Linked DNA regions of Homo sapiens: region 1 is linked to region 2. The links are chromatin contacts, found by Hi-C or POLR2A ChIA-PET in ENCODE. All regions are on one chromosome and are shown on one strand. Each heading gives the region's core, a stretch centred on a gene start or an enhancer-like site at or near the end of the contact. The rest is flanking DNA. Distances are from core to core; before and after follow the strand shown. Region 1 holds the start of LINC02026 (long intergenic non-protein coding RNA 2026). Region 2 overlaps LINC02026 (long intergenic non-protein coding RNA 2026).

Region 1 (3,846 bases), core at 1,197-3,696, 43 kb after region 2:
TGAGGAAGGCAGATCACCTGAGGTCAGGAGTTCGAGACCAGCCTGGCCAACATGGTGAAACCCCCTCTCTACTAAAAATACAAAAATTAGCTGGGCATGGTGGCACACGCCTGTAATCCCAGCTACTCTGGAGGCTGAGACAGGAGAATCGCTTGAACCCAGGAGGCGGAGCTTGCAGTGAGCCGAGATGACGCCATTGCACTCCAGACTGGGCTACAGAGCAAGACTCTGTCTCAAAAAAATAAAATAAAATTAGCCAGGCATGGTGGCACACACCTGTAGTCCTAGTTACTTGGCAGGCTGAGGCAGGAGGATTGCTTGAGGCCAGGAGGATGAGGCTGCAGTAAGCCATTATCATGCCACGGCTCTCCAGCCTGGGTGACATTGTGAGACCCTGTCTCTAAAAAATAAATTAAACAAATAAAAAATAAAGACTGATGGAGTCCAACTCAAGAACTTTAATGCAAACAGGCAGGTGTGAGGGAAGAGAGAGGAAAGGATTGCTTTCAATCACCGGCAGCAAGATAAGGAGCAGTCCAGGAAAGTTTTCAGAAGGGGATGACATTGCTATTAAGACTTACGAGCTGAAGGGAATTCAGTAGCTGCAGATAGAGCCTTTCAGATCGAGGAGGTGGCCCGCGAAGGGGATTCCACTGTCACAAAACATAAAGGCTCTGCACTTCCGTTCCCCACTCCTCGGAGAAGGAGGGTAAAACACGAAGGCTCTGCACTTCCGTTCCCCCACTCCTCGGAGAAGGAGGGTGAGAAGAGCTGGGCCCTCAGAACCCAGGACCACATAAGAAGTTTTTTCTGTTTAAGACAGCCTTCTTCTCCACTATTTGTCTGGTAAATACCTCGTCTTCAAGCCCCAGCCTAAGGACGCCTCCTCCGGGAAGCCCACCATGACTTTTCCAGGCAGGGTTAGTTGTCCTGTCTGCTGCACTCCTACTACCCTCTGTTCTAGAGAGTTAGGGAAATTTAGAAGTTAGGCAAACAGGCTCTGCCACCATTCTGCCTGAGTTCAAATCCTTGCTCAGCCACTGCGTTGCTGAGTCATCTGAAGCAAGGCACTCCCCTCTCTGGGCCTCAGTTTTACCATCTGTTAAACGGCGTAACGATGGCACTGTCCTCCTGAAGTCACCGTGAGGATGAAACAAGGCAATGTCCCTAAACCAAGTGCCTGCCGTAGTGTCTGCTCTTGTTACTCATAACCATGGGCTGCTCTTACTGGACGGTGCTTGTGACCGCAAGAACCCTAAGGGCCAGGGCTATTCATCTCTGAATCTCTCTCTGCAGTGTTTAGAGGTGCTGTCCACAAGTCAGGTGTTCAATTTCTATCTTCTGAAGGACTGAACAAAACATGGCTATGAAAAGGGACAAAATGAATCAAGCCTTAATGCAAAGACACAGTAAATGCAGGTGAAATGACGGGAAAGGAGAAAGGAATGTAGGAAAGTAAATGGGGGAGAGGAGACGGTGCACCGCCTTCAGAGGAGAAAAATTCCTATTAAATTCCTGTTCCGCCTGTAATCTCAGCACTTTGGGAGGCCGAGTTGGGTGGATCACCTGAGGTCAGGAGTTCGAGACCAGCCTGACCAACATGGTGAAACCCCATCTCTACTAAAAATACAAAAATTAGCCAGGCCTGGTGGCAGGCGCTTGTAATCCCAGCTACTCGGGAGGCTGACGCTGGAGAATCCCTTGAACCCCGGAGGCGGAGGTTGCAGTGAGCCAAGATCTCACCACTGCACTCCAACCCGGACAACAGAGCGAGACTCTGTCTCAAAAAATAAAAAATTCTCGTTCATCTCTTAACGTGGGGACTTGCCCATTTATATTTGGACGGTATTTTTCTCTGGCTGTCCCACTTCCCGGGGCCTTGGAGCTCCCTCCCCCGCAGGGCGGCTTCTCTCCTCCTCCTCCCTCCTCCCTCCCGCTCCCAGGGGAAGGGCCGCGGCCGCAGCCCTGACCTCGCCTCCCACGCGGGCCAGCAGCCGGCCAGCCCGCGGGCGGGGCAGGAAGGGGGAGCCGAGGCTCCGGGCACCCGAGATCCTTAACTGCAGCTTCCAAAGCCCTGGCTGATCCTAATCAGTGTGGGAAAGGAGCGCCGGGCCCAGCCCGCCGGCCGGAGACGCCGCCTCTTTTCATAAACTTTATCGCCGCGGTGCACAGCCGCTGATAAAGCACCATAAATAAACGAGCGGGCGGGAGTGCGCGGCTGTCTGGAGGCTGCCGGAGCGCACGCCCTGCCTCGGCCCTGCAGCTCCCGGGGGAAATGAATCACACGCCGGGCTGCAAAGAGCAGCATGTTCTCCTCTCCAGACCAAGGCCGTAAATAATAATGCGTTCTTTCCCTACGTGGAGACCCTCACCTTTTGTCTTGTGCATTCCGTAAAAAGCTCAGGAGTTTCCTTCCGGCTGCCTGGCCTCCCCTCCTTGCCCCGGGGGGTTAGGAGTGCTCTGTTCTGACTTAGGCGTTTCCCTAGGGTGGAGCTCCTGGGCCTGGGTTGGGCCTGGGCGTGTGGCTCCGTGATCGTAAGTCCCCTCTGGCTCTTGCACAACAGACCGAGGCTGGAGCAGGGCAGGGAGGCCGCAGTGGGGCCTGGGTTAGGAGGGGGGTGGTTTGACATCTCTAGTGGTAAGTGATGGTGAGCCCGGTTCCCGCCGTGGTGGCCACGGACATGTGTGGTGGATAGCCTGCTGCAGCTGAGTCATCGAGGAACCCTGGGTACAGCTTATTCAGAGGCCAAGGGAGAGTGCATACCCTGATCACAAAGAAAGAAGACTTTGCCCCACTTGATGGCGTGTTCAGCAGGCCGCATGATCCGTGTCCCTTAGCTGTTGAAGTTTTGACTTGGGGGGTGCCCGAAGTTAATCTATGGTACAATTTTGGGGAGTAGAGTTTGAGGATGATTCCATGAACATGAAACAATCTAGAAAGTCAGTGGTGTGTGGAACAGCCCAAAGCAGGCCAGCTCCGCCACAAGGTCCAGTCTCTAACCCAACCCTGCTGCCACTCAGCTCTGTGGCCTCGGGCAGCCACTGCCCTTCTCTGAGCCTCAGTTTCCCCATCCTTCTAATGATCTCTAAAGAGATCTTCCAGCTCTTCTGCTCACTTAGTGAGAAATAACATCCTTGCTATAAATTCTTCCATTTCCGAGGTGTCCCAGCACAGGCCCCTCTGAAGAAACACTGTAATGTCCACTTAGAAGAAACCAGGGCGTGGGCCATTTCTGTAACTGACACCTCGTTAGCGAGATTAGCACTGGAAATTACCTCCTGGGGAGTTTACAGAGGTTCAGGAGCCCTCTAGCCAGAATAAAGTCAGCTTGTGAGGTAAAAAGATTTAAAAATAAAATCCAGTACTTGATTACAGCATTAGGTCAGTGTTTCTCTGCGCCCCAAGGATAAGCTCCATGGTGGCTGGGGTTCTGCTTCCTGTGAGAAGGATTGGCTGGCTTGAAACATCTCATCCCCAAAAGTCAAATGTTTCCTTTAGTGGGAAGCAGGGCCGGGAAGGAAGGAACTTCTGGTTGCAGCTCTAGAGAGTGGAATCTAGGAGTCCTGATAGATTATTTATGGTTCAGCACTCCTAGAGAGTGTGGATTTTGGGAGCTGACTCCTCCAGCCATGGCCAACAAGAGCCGATCACTCATGAAATAGAAATGAACAATGGCAGCCAGGCACCGTGGCTCACGCCTGTAATCCCAGCACTTTGGGAGGCGGAGGCGGGTGGATCACGAGGTCATGAGTTCTAGACCAGCCTGGCTAACATGGTGAAACCATGTCTCTACTAAAAATACAAAAATTAGCTGGGTGTAGTGGCGGGCGCCTATAATCCCAGCT
Region 2 (4,225 bases), core at 1,390-3,889:
GTCTTGGTTCTCAGCACCTTCACCAAGGGTCAAGGTGAAGGCTGAGGCATGTTCAAAGTCCACTAAAGATGAGATAAAATGGAATGAATGTGGGCTTTGGAATCTGCAAACCAACTCAGTCTCTCAGCTGGGGTCTTTGGCAGGTTCATTAACCTCTCTGAGCTCATTCTTGTGTTGTGAGAAGAGCCGTGGCGGGGGGTTAGAAACTTTTCGTGATAGTCCCAGAGCCAGCCTAGCGTTCCAGCAGCCTTGAGCAAATGGCATCCCCTTCTCCTCTTTTTCATTTTTCATCTGTAAAATGGAAATTATAACTCCTTGCCATTTCCAGGGAGGTTGTGTGGACTGAATAAAGACATGTGTGAAAACACGTCAGTAAAACTCTGAACAAGTATAAGGGATTCTTAACACCATTGTCAATGGCTATTTGGGAACCAATTCAACTCTCTACTTTTCTGAATAGAGACAAGCAGTTAGACAACTATGAAAGAAACACAAGACCCTGTTACTGACTGAATTGTGTCCTCCAAAAAGACATCCCCAGTACCTATGAATGTGACCTTACTTGGAAATAGAATCCTGGTAATATAATCAAGTTAACTTAATCAAGTTAAGGATCCCTTCTTATAAGGACATCAGTCATTGAATAACATCTGCCTCGCCCCCACCAATCTTGGACAGCTTCATTTCAATTTAGGATGGACCCTAATCCACTGAGTGATGTTCTTATAAAAAGAGGAAGGTGGGCCGAGCACAGTGGCTCATGCCTGTAATCCCAGCACTTTGGGGGAGGCCAAGGCGGGTGGATCAGCTGATGTCAGGAGTTCAAGACCAGCCTGGCCAATGTGGTGAAACCCCATCTCTACTAAAAATACAAAAATTAGCCAGGGGTGGTGGCGGGTGCCTGTAATCCCAGCTACTCAGGAGGCTGAGGCATGAGAATTGCTTGAACCGGGGAGGCAGAGGTTGCAGTGAGCAAAGATCATGCCACTGCGCTCCAGCCTGGGCGACAAAGCGAGACTCTGTCAAAACAAAACAAAAAGAAAAGAAAAGAAAAAAGAAAAAGGGCATAAGAAGACACAGACACACAGGGAGAATGCCAGGTAAGGACAGAGACAGAGATCGGAGTGATGCGGCTGCAAACCAAGGAAGGCCAGGGACTGACGGCCACCTCCAGAAGCTAGGAAGAGGCAAGGAAGGATTCTGCTCAACCTCAGAGGAAGCGCGGTCCTGCTGACACCTTGATTTCAGACTTCCAGCCTTCAGAACCGAGACAGAATAAATGTCTGCTGTTGAAGCCAGTCTGTGGTATTTTGTTATGGCAGCCCCAGGAAACTAACACAGACCCCCTAATCTCCTCTTCCCTGTTCAGTAGATACATGCTATAACACTTACCCTGGAAGACCTCTCCAAACTCTTATAAGTTCTCCCCATAAAAAGGTTCATACTTCTATGTTTCTAAAGAGCTTTGCCACCATTTTAGCAGCTTCTCCTAAAATCTCTTTAGAGACCTGCTTATAACTCATCCTTGGGGTTGGTGCTCCTGGAACCACTGTAAACAGGAGATCATCTGTCTGGTGCTCCTGGGAGGTGAAGCTTCTTGGACCAGCTGCAGAGCAAGCAGCACTCTGTAGAAAGGGTGTAGAAGGGGCAGGAACTGTGACAGATGAAGGACACCATGATGTACTTTGAAGGGCCTGACATAGACTTGCCACTTCCTCTCTCCTTTTGCCTCCCAGAAAGTGGGTCCATAGAGCCTTCTTCTTGCTCAGGTCACAACACAAACTAAATCTACCTTGCTTGGTGCCTGCACCAAGAGGTCAACCCCCTGAGTCCCTGGAATGAGCACTGGATTATGAGTCTAGAACCCTGTGATCCATTCCTAATTCTGCCACTCACCAGCTCTACCAGATTTTCTTCATCTATAAAATGGGTCTATCACCTCCACCTGGCAGGGAGGTTGTGGACCACAGGTCAGACAGGAACGTAGAAGAGCACTGAAAATGAAAAGTGGTGAAATCATTATCACCATCGTCTTCCACCAGTTGTCAACGCCTGGTTGGGGAGAAACCTCAAAGAGGACCAGGAAAACTGGATCAAAGTGTCCAGCTGGTAGAAGAAGAGTCAGCTGTAGGGCCTGATCCTCTGGCATTGGCTGCCCAGGGAGAGCGCAGTTGAGATGCATTCTCCCGGTGGGTAATAAAATGAGTTTACGTAGGGAGGAAGCAGGATGTATAAAGCCCAGGAGCCCGATCTGTTTCTGAGATCAAACAGAGCAGCATTGTGCCGGGGTGTGGAGCTGATGTCAGCGTCTAGAATGCTGGTTGGAATCACCCTGGTTACGCAGCTGGACCGGAATAAGGCAAGTCTGTATCTGAACTCATTAATTTTTACAACCAACTGAACTGTTCTGCCTTTTTTTGCGGGGGAGGCGGTAGGGGGAGGTGGTGCAGGAGGAGAACAAGGGAAGAAAGGCAAAGGGGAGGAGCTAGTATGTATGGAGCAGGGGGCTTCCCACCAGCAGACACTATCTCATTATTCCCCAGCAAACGCCAGCTTCGAACCCCCAGCCCCTGGGACAGTCAGGCCTAACCGCGGCAGCAGGTCCTGCCAGGGGAAGGAGAGAAACGGGCCAGTAAGACATAAGGATAATTAGAGTGGCACAAGCCGCTCCTAGGCGTTCAGGTTATGTCAATGTTTCCATTATATGCCTCACTTTTCAGGGGTTTATAACGGAGCTATAAAAACTCACGCCAGCTGAGAATTTGGCAGGCCAGGTCACAGCAGCAACGGAGGGACTGTTTTTTTAATTCAATTCAGCTGCTTGTAACTTGGGGTAGGGGAGGACGTGGTACACTTGGATAACTCAAAGGGGCTGGTTTGAAGTATGGGGCACTATTTTGCTGTGTGATCAGCCCTCCTCCTCCTACTGTCATTTCTTTGTGCTACAGGAAAAGGAACCGCATTATATAAATGCATCCCAAACACTTCCCAAGCCAAGAATGTACAGACACTTTCCAAGCGCCAGCCAACTCAGCTTTTCCCCATTCCTAAGAAAGTATACAGGTCAGCCTCCTTCCAGCAAATGTGCAAACCATCTCACCCAAACCTCTACACAAAAAATTAACAAGCTTCTGCAGATGAGCTGTTTGGTGCTCAATCTGTCCTATGATGAGATGATACATAGTAAGAGCTATTCCAGACAGATCCCAGTATTTGGGACAGTCCTTTTGCATTCGTGTAACAGGATTTGGCCTGGTTGATCAGTGTTATCCAAATCTCATCGGATGGGGTTTGTTGGCCTCTCAGGCACAGAGTGAAGACAGCTCTTTCTCTATAATTTAGCCCAGAATCTCCAATTCAGTCAAAGTTCCCAAATCCTGCAGGATCTCTGACAGTCCAGTGCACAGGTCCTTCCACATAGAGCATGGAGGCCTCTTTGATTTTCCTGTCAGAAGTCCTCTCTCTCTCCTCTGCTCTCCTACCTACTCTCTTCCTATTACACGTATCCTTTGACTGCTGTGTTACATTTCAGTGATTTTTGCATGTCTTATGTATTTTACTGTATGGTGAGCCCCTTATGACAGAGTCCTGAGCTTATTAGTCTCTACTTTCTCCAATGTGCCAAATTTAGGTGGACTCTGCTCAGGAAATGTAGGTGGAATTAATTACGAAGTAATTAATGAATGACAATCAGAAGCCAGGTGGCAGACAGCAGAAATAAAAGTAAATGTTGAGCAGACAGGGACTTATCAATTCCTTCTTTCTTAATAGAAAACAGCATATCGAATTAATTTCTTACCTTGCTACTGATAGTAACATTAAAAAATGATAAAATGGGGGGAGGGAATCAAGATCCACAACCAGAGTACAGAAACACGATGCAAGCAATAACATGTATGTTCATATGCTCATAACTACGGTAACATAACAGTTATAAAAAGCAAATAAAAACATGTGTGTACCTCTACACACAACTCTATTAGCAAATACCTACAGGTACAATGAGAGAAGCATATTTTATTGCATGCACTGATTTTCCTCTCCATTATAACTTAGTCCCTAGCCCCTCATGCTTTGAAAGTGCTTTATAAACTATGAATAAGTAACTGCATACATAGAGAGGGATGATGTTGTAGCACTGTAGCACATAGAATATCCAATAAAAATTTGCCTAATGAATGAATGAACAAATGGGTGAACTACTATGGTCATTTAACTGAAATAA

The links. A loop is a pair of places that touch in the nucleus more often than their neighbours do. ChIA-PET counts read pairs that join two places held with the same protein, here RNA polymerase II (POLR2A). Pooled maps may share reads with other maps.
Region 1: a map of endothelial cell of umbilical vein shows a loop between it and region 2 (4-fold over the local background). The contact joins the promoter of LINC02026 here to the enhancer-like site in region 2. A Hi-C loop is called at or near these places in 6 of 168 maps with a recorded cell type or tissue (B cell, Caco-2, Calu3 and 3 more), 13 of 37 single-sample maps with no recorded cell type and 15 of 50 pooled maps. POLR2A ChIA-PET finds 5 or more read pairs at or near these places in 7 of 52 experiments (K562, MCF 10A, OCI-LY7 and 4 more).

Annotation. Positions count from the first base shown.
Region 1 is chr3:194,001,213-194,005,058 of GRCh38, forward strand. LINC02026 (long intergenic non-protein coding RNA 2026) reads right to left here and starts at 2,447. Exons shown (of 3, transcript NR_033944.1): 1 at 2,373-2,447. RefSeq lists a silencer at 1,973-2,142 and an enhancer at 2,506-3,021.
Region 2 is chr3:193,958,337-193,962,561 of GRCh38, forward strand. LINC02026 (long intergenic non-protein coding RNA 2026) reads right to left here. Exons shown (of 3, transcript NR_033944.1): 2 at 1,393-1,625; 3 at 1-342. Among named protein-coding and RNA genes, the nearest start is that of LINC02026, 43 kb to the right of the region's middle. RefSeq lists an enhancer at 1,393-4,045. Within about 2 kb of position 2,640, at least 4 of the 41 ENCODE cell types and tissues checked have a DNase peak (open chromatin) inside an H3K27ac peak, as active enhancers do.